Linked DNA regions of Homo sapiens: region 1 is linked to region 2. Evidence: read pairs that join two places in POLR2A ChIA-PET (ENCODE). Cell type or tissue: PC-9. All regions are shown on one strand. Each heading gives the region's core, and the rest is flanking DNA. Links, peaks and the distances in the headings are about the cores only. Region 1 has its middle 26 kb from the start of FAM240A. Region 2 overlaps CCDC12 (coiled-coil domain containing 12).

The links. Peaks named below come from ENCODE experiments on the same cell type or tissue, not always from the same donor. Only the 100,000 strongest peaks of a DNase experiment are listed, where the experiment ranks them.
Region 1: POLR2A ChIA-PET joins it to region 2 with 5 read pairs; 2 of 35 experiments call an interaction of 5 or more read pairs at or near these places.

What each region holds. Positions count from the first base shown.
Region 1 is chr3:46,637,612-46,640,411 of GRCh38, forward strand. No RefSeq gene overlaps it. Among named protein-coding and RNA genes, the nearest start is that of FAM240A, 26 kb to the left of the region's middle. In PC-9, for the core only: no CTCF peak of the experiment used is centred there; no DNase peak of the experiment used is centred there.
Region 2 is chr3:46,927,934-46,930,733 of GRCh38, forward strand. The region is part of intron 2 of CCDC12 (coiled-coil domain containing 12); the gene reads right to left. Among named protein-coding and RNA genes, the nearest start is that of CCDC12, 47 kb to the right of the region's middle. RefSeq lists enhancers at 2,672-2,800, 2,694-2,743. In PC-9, for the core only: no CTCF peak of the experiment used is centred there; no DNase peak of the experiment used is centred there; H3K27ac peaks cover 1,200 bases.

The DNA of each region.
Region 1 (2,800 bases), core at 183-2,682, 290 kb before region 2:
TAGGTGTGGAATGTGTTGCCACCAGAAACCAAAGAAGATACGAGATGCTGTATTTCCTTCCCTGTGGTAGCAGATGCATGATGCCCCCTATATGCCTATCTCAGTATTCCGGGACCACAGGACACCAAAGAACTTCACTGAAATGGCAGGTCCCTGAATCTTCATAGGGTTTATCTCTCACTAAATGTGGAACTAATGTGTCTTAACAAGGCTTCCTCTGTACTAGCCCTCTTTTGTTAGTTCTGACTGATCAGCATGATGTTTTATCGATATAATGAATTTCATGTGATGTTCTCTGGTAGATCTGGACAATCCAGATCTTGTTACACTATATTATGACAGAAGGCAGGAGAATTCACATGGCTGTGAGGCAAAACCATAAATGAATATATTTGTCTAGTCTACCTAAATGCAACCTTTTTTTAATTCCTTTTCCTATTTGGAAAGGAAAAGAATGAATCCACCATATTAATAACCACATACATGTTCATGAGGTCTTATTAATACGCTCTAGCAATGATATCACATCTGGCACAGCAGCTGTAATCAGGGCTACTATTTGATCAAGTTTGTAGAAGTCTAAGTTTACAGAATCCACTCAGTTTCTGCAGGGTCCAGACTGATGAGTTCAATGGAGATCTAATAGGGAACACCACCCAGGTCTTTAGTGGTGACACTAATCATCATCCTCAGGATGTGATATTATTTTTTATTTACTCTTGTGGCTGGGAGGACTGTTTTAGAGATTTCCATGTGGCCTTTTTCACTAAGATAGTTCTTATCCCACAGGCCAAGGACCTTGTGTTGTGATTACTCCAACTGTGAAGAGACCAATTCCAATTAAGCCCTCAGGAACTGTAGAAATGACCACTGGCTGGCTCTCCAGATCCAATAGGCCTACTGTAAACTAGACTTCATTTATTGAAGCAAGGACTTCACTTATTACCTGCACCTCACAAGTCCCCACTCTAACAGGAAGACCATAATGGTGCTTTGGGTCCCTGAGTATTAATGTCAACTGAGACCCTGTATCCAATAGCCCTCAAGATGTCTAGGGATTCTCCTTTCTATACAGCCATCCAAGAAAATGCTCATATGTCCCTTTGAGAAGAACTGGGACAATCATTACAGTATATACTTGCTTTGGTAAACGAAATCTTCATCCTAGAGACTCGGCCATCTCTTGAGTCGACAGAATCTGAAAATTAGCTATTGTTGTTTTTCAGTCTTCTAAAATCCACCCTAGCCATGAGTTTGACCTATCCCATGGGATCTTTGCCAGGGTGTTAAATCTCCTCTTTCAAGACAGTGCCTTCAAGTCAATGAATTCTTTCTTACCCGGCCTACATTCCAACCTTCTTGAATAAGCACATTCAAAATTCAATACTAATGATAATCCTTGGTCCCAGCTAGCTAGCTAATTCTTTCAACTCCTTTGGTGGGTAATTTCTTTCTTCTCTTATCAGACACACCGCAGCTCCAGTCAGGTTATGCTGGGATTTAACACTAGTCATTGGACTGGCAACCAGGAGAGAAAGTAGGATAGATAAATAGGGAAACACCTATTGTCTTGTTGGGGAGAAGGCTCTTTAGTATCTTGCGCATAGGGGGAAGTGCTAGCTCTTACTAGGGAAGGGTAGGCCACCTCTGCAAGCTCTATGTGTTTGGGGATGGGGGTGGGGTGGGGTGGAGTAGTCTTCAGAACTCACATCCTCAAAGACATTAATCCAGGTACCCCCATCCCATATTTCAGTACCAGGATTCCCCAGCCAAAGTCCTCACCTTAGCCTAAGGGAGCTGCTTTGGCAATCAAACATTCCTGGACTTCTGTGGCTCTATCAGATCCTTGGTCAGCCACTCAGCTGTGTCTGGTGTCCTACTGCAGGAGATAAGGCCTCTCTGTAAGCTACTAAATATGTCCTTTAACTCTAACACTTAGCCTTTAACTGCTAGTTAATGACACTCAGTTTCTCCTTACCCTCTATAGGACATCAACACAACTCAACAATAACCAGACAATGCCTGTCTTTGTAGGCACTTTCCCCCATATATATCAACCTGAAAGACTCCTTTTAGTATTTCATTGTCATATCTGGGAATGAACTATCTCAGTTTTTATTCATCATCTGGGAATGTCTTAATTTCTCCTTTATTTTTGAAGGATAGTTTTGCCAGATATAGAATTCTGGACTGATAAGGATTTTTTTCTTTTAATACTTTAAATATGTCATCCCACTATCTTCTGGTTGCCATGATTTCTGATAAGAAATTGGCTGTTAATCTTATTGAGCAGCTGTCCCCAATCTTTTTGGCACCAGGGACCAGTTTCATGGAAGACAATTTTTCCACAGACCAGGGTGGGGGGGATGATCTGGGGATGATTCAAGTGCATTACATTTATTGTGCACTTTATTTCTATTATTATTACACTGTAATATATAATGAAATAATTATACAACTCAACATAATGTAAAATCAGTGATAGCCCTGAGCTTGTTTTCCTGCAACTAGATGGTCCCATCTGGGGGTGATGGGAGACAGTGACAGATCAGCAGCCATTAGATTCTCATAAGGAGTGTGCAACCAAGACCCCTCATGTAGATTTCCCACTCCTATGAGAATCTAATGCTGCTACTGATCTGACAGGAGGCAGTTGGTAATGCCAGTGATGGGGAGTGGCTGTAAATACAGATGAAGCTTCACTCACTTGCCTGCTGCTCACCTCCTGCTATGTGTCCCATTTCGTAACAGGCCACAGACAAATACCAACTCGTGGCCCCAGGGTTAGGGACCCCTGTTA
Region 2 (2,800 bases), core at 128-2,627:
GGAGAGGTCAAGGAGCATGGGGGGGTTCAGCTTGGGGACCTGGCCTTTCCAACACAGGCCCAAGATTTAACCTCCCTTATAAAAGCAGGTGGATCACTTTAGGTCAGGAGTTTGAGCCCAGCCTGGCCAACAGGGCGAAACCCGGTCTCTACTAAAAATACAAAAATTAGGTGGGTATGGTGCCACATGCCTGTAATCTCAGCTATTCAGGAGGCTGAAGCAGGAGAATCGCTTGAACTGAGGAGGCAGAGGTTGCAGTGAGCTGAGATCGCACCACTGCACTCCAGCCTAGGCTGCAGACTGTCTCAAAAAAAAAAAATGTATATATATGTATTTTAAATGGCTTTAGAGAAGTACCAAGACAGCAAGGATTTCAGGGGCTGCAATCATGGAGATAAGGGAAGTACAACAAAGTGAGCCTGACATCACGTCCCTCTTTCCCCTTAAAGCATGTCTATTTACATGCAGCAGCTGAAAAGCTGAGAGACTGAGCAGAGCTTCCCATTAGGTTGATGCAAAAATAACTGTGGTTTTTGCCATTGAACATAGTGGCAGAAACCACAATTACTTTTGCACCAACCTCATATAATCTCATGGGCCTGGAGAGAAAAAAAAAAGTGTGTTTAAGCAGAAACTAAAACAGACTACTGACTTCTCAACTGCAACTATGGAAACCATAAGACCATGAAATGGTATCTCAGAAGTGTGGACAAAATAAATGTCACACAAAATTCTAAATCTAGTTAAGAAGCCTTCAAGAGAAAGACTTTTTCAGACAAAGAAAGGTTAGGAGAATCAGTTATCAGTGAATCCGTTATTCAAGAAATACTAAAAGGAATACTTTAGGCTAGAGGAAAATGATCTCAGACGGAAACATGGAATTGCAGGGAAAAAATAAAATGCCTCAGAAAGGGTAAATACAATGGCTTGTGTCTGTAATCCCAGCTACTTCGGAGGCTAAGGCAAGAGGATTGCTTGAGCCAGGCGTTCAAGGCTGCAGAGAGCTATGATCACACTCTGCACTCCAGCCTAGGTGACAAAGCAAGACCCTGTCTCAAAAAAAAAGCAGGGGGAAAAGAGAATTTAAATGAATATTGACTGTATAAAAGAGTAATAACAACTTATAGTATTTAAAATATAGCAACAATAGTGTAAAAGGCAGAGTGGCAAATAGCCTTAAAGTGTTCTAAGGTCCTAAGCACTGTAGAGGAAATGGTAAAAATACTACTATTTTCTATTAGACTTTGATAAGTTAAGGATGTATGTTGTTATGCCTGTGGAAATCACTAAAAGAAAGGGAAAACAGCATACAATTAACAAGTTAACAGAGGAAGAAAGTGGAATAATTAAAAACAAAAAAATCCAAAAGGAGACAAGAATGGAGATAAAAAAGGAAAGTCAAGAAACAAATAGTAGGACAACAGGTTCACACACAAAGCAGGTCCAGGCTGCTATCCTAGGAGCTCCCATAGCCTTACAGTGTCCGGGGCCACCACAGCTCTTGGAGACTGGGCAGGGTGTGACGAGATGGTGCCAGCCAGAGCAGTAGGGCAGGCCAACACCTAACACCTTGTCAGCTGGCCAGGAAATACTGAAGCAGCCTGCACTCACCAGCAGTCACTGGCATCTGGAAGCCACCTTTCTGAGGACAACTGGAGCCAAACAATGGTTCTGCCACCCCCATTTTAGAATGAGGAAGTTGCTAAGGGGAGAAGGTACTAGCTCTAGCTAAAAGAAAAGAAATAAAAACAACAAAAATGTTGACAGTGGTTATCTCTAGGACTGACTTTTTTTCAAGAGATGGGGGTCTTGGCTGGGCATGGTGGCTCACACCTGTAATTCCAACACTTTGGGAGGCCGAGGCGGGTGGATCACCTGAGGTCAGGAGTTCAAGAACAGTCTGGCCAACCAACATGGTGAAACCCCATCTCTACTAAAAAAACAAAAATTAGCCAGATGTGGTGGCGGGTGCCTGTAATCCCAGCTACTCAGGAGGCTGAGGCAGGAGAATCACTTGAACCTGGGAGGCAGAGGTTGCAGTGAGCCGAGATGGTGCCACTGCACTCCAGCCTGGGCGAGAACAGCAAGACCCCATCTCAAAAAAAAAAAAAAAAAAAAAAAAAAGAGATGGGGGTCTCCCTATGTTGCTCAGGCTGGACTTGATCTCCTGGGCTTAAGCAATCCTCCTGTCTCAGCCTCCTGAATAGCTGGGACTACAGGCATGAGCCACCATGTCCAGCTCTGAGTGATTTTTACTTGCTTCTCTGATTTTCTGTAGTTTCCGGAATTTCTAATCAGTATTCTTCCTACACAGAAACAACCAACGAAGTACTCAAAAACATAAAGAGGAAACAGGCAGAGGGGCCATAAGGCAGCAGAAGACTGTGGCAGGGTTCTGAGTCAGGCAGCACCAGCACCTCAGCTCTGCTGGTGGCCAGTCTCTGTGGCTTAGGGCCAGGCTGTCCCCTAGCCAAAGGGAAGCAGAGACCAAGCCATGCTTTTTTGGGGCTTTCTGCCCCCAGAGTCTATGGGAAGGAGGGCAGCCCAGAAAGCCCAATGGCTTCTAAGACACTATCCTTTGCACCAAATGCCCTAGGCCACCCAAAGTCCACCCTATACCGGCAGCCAGTGTCTGGGTGGAGCTTTGCTGTCTCTCCACAGGAGCAGACACATCAGCCACCTCAGTGCCTCCACTGGCCCTCCCTCTGACTCAGGGACCCCAGTGTCCCCAAAACAAGTCTAAGCTTCTTCACGTGGTCCTGGCCCCACAGCCTGCTCACCCCCTCAGCTACACACTTCC